2 separate regions of the Homo sapiens genome follow, and region 1 is linked to region 2. The links are chromatin loops, found by intact Hi-C in ENCODE. Cell type or tissue: endothelial cell of umbilical vein. All regions are shown on one strand. Each heading gives the region's core, and the rest is flanking DNA. Links, peaks and the distances in the headings are about the cores only. Region 1 has its middle 41 kb from the start of SNX18. Region 2 overlaps LINC02998 (long intergenic non-protein coding RNA 2998).

Region 1 (4,400 bases), core at 72-4,071, 150 kb after region 2:
TTTACATATAGGTAAACTTGTGTCATGGGGGTTTGTTGTACAGACTATTTCATCACTCAGGTATTAAGCCTAGTACCCATTAGTTATTTTTCCTGATCCTCTCCCTCCTCCCACCCTCCACCCTTCAATAGGCCCCAGTGTGTGTTGTTCTCCTCTATGTGTCTGTATGTTCTCATCATTTAGCTCCCACTTACAAGTGAGAACATGTGGTCTTTGGTTTTCTGTTCCTATATTCGTTTGCTAAGGATAATGGCCTCCAGCTCCATCCATGTTCCTGCAAAGGACATGATGTCATTTTTTATGGCTGCATAGTATTCTACGGTGTGTATGTACAACATTTTCTTTATCCAGTCCACCACTGATGGGCATTGAAGTTGATTCCATGTCTTTGTTATTGTGAATAGTGCTGCAGTGAACATATGCGTGCATGTATCTTTATGATAGAATGACTTACATTCCTTTGGGTATGTACCCCATAATGGGATTGCTGGGTCAAATGGTATTTCTGTTTTTAGGTCTTTGAGGAATCGCCACACTGTCTTTCACAATGGCTGAACTAATTTACATTCCCACTGAGAGTGTAAATTAGTTCTCATTGTGGTTTTGATTTGCATTTCTCTAGTGATCAGTGATGATGAGCTTTTTTTCATATGCTTGTTGGCTGCATGTATGTCTTCTTTTGAAGTGTCTTGTTCATGTCCTTTGCCCACTTTTTCATGGGGTTATTTTTTTTCTTGTAAATTTGTTTAAGTTCCTTATAGATGCTGGATATTAGACCTTTGTCAGTTATATAGTTTGCAAATATTTTCTCCCTTTCTGTAGGCTGTCTGTTCACTCTGTTGATTCTTTTGCTGTACAGAAGCTCTTTAGTTTAATTAGACCCCATTTGTCAATTTTTGCTTCTCTTGCAATTGCTTTTGGTGTCTGTCATGAAATCTTTCCTCATTCCTGTGTCCAGAATGGTATTGCCTAGGTTGTCTTCCAGGGTTTTTAGAGTTTTGGGTTTTACATTTAAGTCTTTAGTCCATCTTGAGTTGATTATATGATGTAAGGAAGGCGTCCAGTTTCAATCTGCATGTGGCTAGCCAGTTATCCCAGCACCATTTATTGAATAGGGAGTCTTTTCCCCATTGCTTGTTTTTGTCAGCTTTGTTGCTAATCAGATGGTTGTAGGTGTACAGCCTTATGTCTGGGTTCTCTATTCTATTCCATTGGTCTATATATTTGTTTTTGTAGCAGTACTATGCTGTTTTCCTTACTGTAGCCCTGTAGTGTAATTTGAAGTTGGGTAGCATGATGCCTCCAGCTTTCTTCTTTTTGGTTAGAATTGCCTTGGCTCTTTGGGCTTGTTTTTGGTTCCATATGAATTTTAAAATAGTTTTATCTAGTTCTGTGAAGAATGTCATTGATAGTTTAATAGGAATAGCATTGAATCTACAAATTGCTTTGGGCACTATGGCCATTTTAATGATGTTGATTCCTCCTATCCATGAGCATGGAATGTTTTTCCATTTGTTTGCATCATCTCTGATTTCTTTTCAGTGTTTAACAGTTCTCCTTGTAGAGCTCTTTCACCTCCCTAGTTAGCTGTATTCCTAGGTATTTTTTTTTTTGGTAGCAATTGTGAATATACAGTCACTCTTTTAAGTTAGTTTTAAAACCTCCATACTAGTATGATTTTGGTTTTACTTATTCCAAATCTTCAGCAAGTTTACAGGTTGGAAATACATTCATTAGAACATGGGTACCAGGTAAACCATGACTCTCACTGAATTTCGGCATGGCATGTGTTATAATTTGTTCCTTTTTTACATCGAACAACCTGTAGTCCCCAAATAAGGAAAAATTGCCCAAGTACATGAAATTTAAGGAGCCTAAGTATAAAACCCAGTAGGAAGTGATTTTACTTTTATTCCCAAATTCCATACACACAAGTAAAGGAAGTAAGACTATTAATTTAGTCAGCATTAGAGATAAGGACCAAGCAGGAAATGACTTTTTATATGATATCATCAAGGGCCCAAGTCAGAGGAGGAACAGGTGGAGCATTTCCTTTGTCCAATCCCTTACAGATCTTTCCCAGCCCTCTGAATAGTAATGTATGGTCAGGGGCTAATTTAATAAGTTACCTCAACATGGGTTGTACTGCTCTACGTGACTGTGATTTAGATATTACTCTAATCTTGAAAGAAAGAATGAGAAAAGAATGATGGAATGGAGAGAGGGAGGGAAGGAGGAAAAAATAAAAGTCCTAATTATTTAGTAAGATAAACTTTATCTGGAGAAGCCAGTAAATGTTTCCAGGAATTTTATATTCTAGCTAAGTAATTGTGCCCTTGAGTCATTTCTAATATGGGTATTTCTACTTTAAAAAATATTTAGGGTGATGTTTACAGTGAAAATCCCATGGATCTTACTTATGTACCAGGACACAGGAGAAAGACAAGTTGGGCTCAAATCCCAGTTTGTGTGACTCTGGGCAAGTTACAGAGTCTTTTTTACCTGCAAAATAGGTCAATTATATCTGCCTCATAGAGTTGTTGGGAGGACTAAACAATACCCAGGGCACAGCACTGTGGCTCACACCTATAATCCCAGCACTTTGGGAGGCCAAGGCAGGAGGATTGCCTGAGCCCAGGGAGTTTGAGACCAGCCCGGGCAACATGGTGAGGTTCTGTCTCTATTTTAAAAAACAAATAAAAATACATTTAAAAAAAAGACAATACATGGGAGCGTCCAACACAGTTGGCACTCAATAAATGTTTGCAGTAACTTTCTCCCATGACTGCTTAGAAGATAACTATTTTTTCAAATTTTTTATAAATTATACACAACATAAAATTTATCATCTCAATCATTTCTAAGTGCACAAGTCAGCAATATTAAGTACATTCATGTTGTACAATTGAATTTTTGTCATCTTACAAAACTGAAACTCTGAAAATCTGTAACATTTTAACAACTCCCATTCTCCCTTCCCTCCAGCCTGGGGCAACCACCATTATATTTTCTGTCTCTATGAATTTGACTACTGTAGGCACCTCATATAAGTGGAATCAAACAACATTTGTCTTTTTGTGGTTGGCTTATTTCAGATCATCGATCTTTTAGATTCCTCTTTCAGGCTTGAGAAATTGTTGCACCCAAACAAAAGTTTTGGCAACCGCATGCTATGTTGCCATATTGTATGATTATCCAACTATTTAGCTAAAAACATGAAGTTTTCCAAAATAAAGGTGATTCATTGTAACAAGTTACAATCACATAAGTTGCAATGGATGGATTTTATGCAAATACAGTCAACTCTCAAATCCCCTGCCATGCATTCTGCACTTGTGTCTTATTCCTTTTACTGCTTTGTAAATTTCTGGAGGTCAGGTGGTGCCTGACATGCATTGGGTGTATGATAAATACTAATGAACTAATTATTAAGTTAATCGGTGTATTAGAATACTCTTTTATGAATTGCTAGCAAGAAAATGTTCATCATAAGGCATTTTCCTTGCCATTGATTCTGTGCTGTATCTTTGCTGATCAACTGATGGTCCTCAAAGAAACGCCAAATTATTTAAATATTAACCTAAGCAAAACACAGTTTGAAAGATAAAGCAGATGAAAAATGCTGCTTGTGTCCTTTGAAAGGCAAACACAATTGGCTTTTGGATCATGGACAATTCAGTGTCCTATCAGCTTCTTAATGTAAATGGACATGCCAGATTTAAAACATTAAAATATTCAAGATGGGTCACAGTGATGAAAATAAGGCCTGCCACACTGTGCTGGTGGAAATCTAGACTTTACAAGGGCAGTTGAAGTTTTTTGTGCATACCCCCCAATCCTGCAAGTTCATTTCTAGTCATCCTACACAGATAAGCATGCAAGTGTTCAAAGATGGGACTGCAGTAAGCTGCATACCAACCCCCTCCCCAGCCCCACCCAAAGATGTCCATATTCTAATGCCCAGAACCCAAGAATCTGTGAATAGGCTATGTTCATGGCAAGAGAAAATTAATGTTGCCATATGGAATTAAGATTGCTAATCAGCTGACCTTAATATAAGAGTCTCCTACATTATACCAGGTGGACCCAATGTAATCCCAAGAGTGCTTTAAATGTGGACAAGAATGTTTTGTGTCAGAGTGATTCAATGTGGGAAAGATTCCATGAGACTTTGCTGACTTTAAAGATGGAGGGGAGCCATGAGCCAAGGAATGAAGGTGGCTAGAAAGGGCAGGGAAATGGATTCTCCCGCAGAGTCTCCACAGAGGAATGCAGCCCGGCCGATGCCTTGATTTTTAGCTCAGAAGTCTCTTTTGGATTTCTGACCTCCAGAACTGCAAGGTAATAAATCTGTGTTGTTTTAAGCCACTGAGTTTGTGGTGAATTGTTATAAAAACAAT
Region 2 (4,400 bases), core at 159-4,158:
TGAATTCATTCATAGTCTTCCTTTTCTTCTCCCACTTTGGGTGAGTACTCATTTTCCTCTAGAAAATTTTGCGGCTCTGAATTCCAAAACACATGTGGCCCCCAAGGGTATCAAACAAGGGATTGTGAACCTGTAATTAAACATGAAGTATTTGGCTTTTTTGCCTGTAAATAGGCAAAAAAGTTTTTTTGATGTTGAAAGGCAAGTCATGGAGCATCTGTTTTACTGATGTTGATTATACCAAATGTGGCATACTCCTGGCACTTGGCAGCAGTAGGGACATCTCCTGACCAGGGAGGCTCCTCAATGGCTGCAGTGATGACAATGATGATATGGTTTGGGAGCCAGCATTTTCCCGATCTTAAGAAAGGTAGACAACTTCTTGGAGGCCTAGTCTTGGGGTAGAGTTTTGGGAGTCACTATTGGAAGTACAACCTGAAATTTATTCTCAAGCCTCCATTTTACACCCTGTAATAAATAATTTCTTGCTCGAACTAGCTAGAATAGAGTCTGACTTGTGCAACTGAGCCTGAAATGGTATCCCAGCCACACAGCAACACCGATCCAACCGTGCTATCATTCCAATTTTTTTTTTAACTCAAACTATTGTCAGTTGCATAACTGCCAGACTTGGTAGCCATAAAGTAAAATAACAAAATAAATGTAAAAATAAGCCGGGTGGCATGCGCCTGTAGTCTCAAGTGCCTGTAGTCAGGAGCTGAGTTGGGAGGATTGCTCAAGCCCAGGAGTTTGAGGCTGCAGTGTGCTGTGATAGTGCCTATGAATAGCCACTGTACTCCAGCCTGCAGAACATAGAGAGACCCTGTCTCAAAAAAAAAAAAAAAAAAAGTCTGCTCACAAAACAAATATTTCCTACTACCAAGGCTGAGACTGCCCAGTAGAAGTTGATGCAGACAAAGATCTTCCAGCAATTGTTGAAACCATTACATTGCCTCCAAAAGTGATCCTGTTAAAACAGAACTATTCATTTGGATGTAGGCTTTCTGTCACTGTGTTAGTTAGTCAATATAAATCTATTTGGTAATCATTGGAGAGAATGGAAGTAATACAGAGAAAGATAATACAGAGTATTTATTTCCAAGGAGTTTCTTCTCTCCTGGGCTTCTGGTCAGACACCCAACCAAGCATTATGCCCACTCTAAGTGCTGTAATGGGTATGCACAAAGTGCAATTACTTAGCCATTTCCTCCACTCACATCCAGGCATTTCACAGCTTGCACAGCCTGAATCCACAGCCTCACTCCTACAGACAGATGCTTAATGTAAACACTTAATATCCATGTGTCTGTAACAGTAATAACGTCATCAGAACCCTAAAGGCAAAAAGGCTTTAAGAAGTAGCTAGGTAGAGAGTAATAGATTTATACCATGAAAATGTGTTTAATCAGGAGTCTGAGTACATGAAAATAACATCAAATCAACCCTATCTCTAAAAATGAGAGAAAAATTAAATAAGTAAGATGGATACTTGAAATATTAGTGTTTATTAGCAGAGTTTTTAGTGTGTAAACATACCCACCCTAATTTTGTCTTGAGAATTGGATTCTGAAAAAACTGTGATCAGCACAAAGGCATGTTGATACCCTGGCACCATGAAAGCATTGAAAGGGAGAAAAATGACTGGATTGGCAAAAGTCTTGACAAGAGAGGCCAACAGAAACCAAAAGCCTTCACGACTGTAACTCAATTTGTTTTCTGAGCTCAGAAGAGAATGACACTGTGCTAGATGGATTTCAGTTGTCCTTCCAGATCTGCTCTCCACTTCTCCACACTGGCCAGCACCCTTCATGTGCTGCTCACAAAGCCGAGAGCCACAGAGGAGCACACGGGGTGAGCTGTGATGAATGATTTTCATTTACCTTTCCAGATCCTCTGTCCACCCTGCTGTGCCGATAGGCATTTACGGACCATAGCGACAAGCTCCTTTGTCCCCTGGCTTCTGGTTAGAGAGCCAATGAGATGCACGGGCAAAGACTGCATGGAGAGGGAAAAGTGAGGTTGGGGCATTGCCTGCCCTCCCTGCAGGGCTGTGAGTCTCAGAGTCCATGTTCCACGATCTAAGGCCAAGCGCCCGTCAAGCAGGCAGCTCTCTTTCATAGCTTCCAGGTCCAATGACCTTCCCTCTAAGGGTGGTAATAGCACTCCATGCTTAACAATCACTATTCCTTTTAACCCAGTACATCTTTGCAAATTAGCCCTTTTTGAAACTCTTCAGTTTCCCTCATTTGACTGCATCACTTTTTTCTCATGGAAACCCTCACTTGGGGATTATTGTTTAGGGAGAGTTTCCCCAGTATTTTTACAGAGCTAACAGGAAGTTAATTTGCCTGCCCTTTGTACAGCTCAGTTAGATCAGCTTTTGTCTGGAAAGGAGCCTTGCAGGGCTTGGCTTTGTATCCTGTTGGGATGATCATCTCTCCAGTGTGATGACTAAGGGTTGTGTCCAGTTAGTGCACTAGCAACTGAAGTTAGGAAGGCTCGGGTGGACGCTGCCAACCAGCAATCCAATCTGCCTGATGGCCAACCCTTTGACTGCTGGGAGCCTGGAGCTTTCTGAATCAGACAACTTCCAGACTTCACATGTGCTGCCAAGCACAAGGTATGAAAAAGGTTTCTTTTCTTTAGATTCTGCTTTTTCACTAAAGCTGCATCTTTATCCAATTAATTAGAGAAATGTTACTCAAAGCATAGTCTGGGGACCACTGCTGGTATGCACACTGGTGGAGCTTGCACCAGAATAAGTTCACTACGTTCCACTGACAGGCTTTTTTTCTTTTTTTTTTTTCTCGGTAGCAAGACTTTTTGATGACTTGTTGATTTACAATTTCATAAGCTTTTTTTCTCATCACAGATGAGGAACAAATATTTACCAACCTGGTATTTGGGTACTTGCAGTAGCACTGAATTAGAGGACTGTGAAATCAGACCTAGGCAATAAACTAGGTCAGCATTTCCCATGTTGTGCTCCATGGAATCCTAATCTTGTGACAGCTTGTCTATTAAGAGGAGGAAATGCTTAGAGAGTCACAAAGGACATGACCATGTTAATGGCTCTGATAAGTCCTGCAGTTAACGAATGTGCTTATTTTTGTTCAGCACAGAATTTCCCATACTTGTTTAAAATGATTATGTTATGTCATGGCTATTGCCACTTGTGAAATGAGTGTTCTGTGGAACTAACACTGTTGGCAAGGAAATGCTTCAGGAAGTGCTCAGCCAGAGGATCTCTAGAGTCTCTTGGGAAGATATTTATCTTCTCAGGGCCCCTGTTTCCTTAACTATCAATTAATGTCTAACATCTGACTAGTGGTTGGCATTTTCATATGCATGTCCTCAATGAGACTCGGGTTATCCTGTGAGAAATCGTGCAGGAATGGTACATCCCAGTCCACACAGGAGTAATTGAAGGGTCAGACAGATTATGTGACTTACTCAAAGTCACACAACTTGTAAAAGGTGAAACTAGAATTTGACACTCAGGTCTTCAAATTTTAAAATCTATTATTTCCTACTATACTGCATTGAATCTTTGAGCTGGAAGGACTCTTAGTGGATAATATGTCTAATCAGGTAAGTAATACTTTAGCAAAGGAGGGATTCAATGTGAATTCAGTGCTGGTCATTTAACTTTTAGCTGAAGTTCAAACCTGTTTCTTTACATCATTTTGACATCTTCCTCTTGTTATGGTCAAAGACAGCTTTCCAATGTCCTATGCACTCACCATCTCAGGGAATGGGTCACATTGTCATATTCGTCTTCTGAAGTGAGTAGAAGACGGCCTTCCACAAACGTTGGACCTCTGGGTTTGTTCACAGAGCAAGGCAATGACACTGGGGAGATAGGAGGGCACTCTATATTTATATTCTGTATTCCTGAGTCAAGAAAAAGGAGCGTGAGATTTAACAGCACTTGGCTAAAACAATTAAGTCACAGCCTATCTTCTTGTGGTCAACTAAAAGAAAAGAAAAGAAAGTGAGATTATTTTTGTATTTTTAAAAACAAAGGCTAAGAAATAATCTGCTCACAATGTTCTCCATTCTGTATGTGTGTGTTTCTAACTAGTTTTTAAAATTCGAATGATTCATTAATTCATTTGTTCATTCATTCAGTAGGCTTTTCTTGAGTACTTACTCTGGGCCAGGCAATGTGCTAGGGGTTGAGGAAACAGAATGAATAAAATTAATTTGTCACCCAAGTCAAACATGAATCATCATTACCATCACAAACAAATACTGAGCATCTTCTATAAAAGGGGCCAGTACTGGGCACTTCCGGGATCTATAATAAGACATACCAAGGCAGGGTCCTTGTCCTCCAAGAGTTCAGTCTCCTTGAGGAAATAGCTATGCCCATAAAAGGCTAAGCATCATTGTGCAAT

The links. Hi-C counts contacts between places; a loop is a spot of excess contacts. Peaks named below come from ENCODE experiments on the same cell type or tissue, not always from the same donor. Only the 100,000 strongest peaks of a DNase experiment are listed, where the experiment ranks them.
Region 1: a loop joins it to region 2, with 1.9 times the contacts of the local background. A loop is called at or near these places in 1 of 110 quality-filtered maps.

Annotation. Positions count from the first base shown.
Region 1 is chr5:54,556,198-54,560,597 of GRCh38, reverse strand. It overlaps a transcript of SNX18 not described here. Among named protein-coding and RNA genes, the nearest start is that of SNX18, 41 kb to the right of the region's middle. In endothelial cell of umbilical vein, for the core only: no CTCF peak of the experiment used is centred there; a DNase peak (open chromatin) is centred at 2,027; H3K27ac peaks cover 1,267 bases.
Region 2 is chr5:54,701,387-54,705,786 of GRCh38, reverse strand. The region is part of intron 1 of LINC02998 (long intergenic non-protein coding RNA 2998); the gene reads left to right. All of the region lies in intron 1 of LOC105378969 (a long non-coding RNA gene), which reads right to left. Among named protein-coding and RNA genes, the nearest start is that of LINC02998, 41 kb to the left of the region's middle. In endothelial cell of umbilical vein, for the core only: no CTCF peak of the experiment used is centred there; DNase peaks (open chromatin) are centred at 2,426 and 3,006.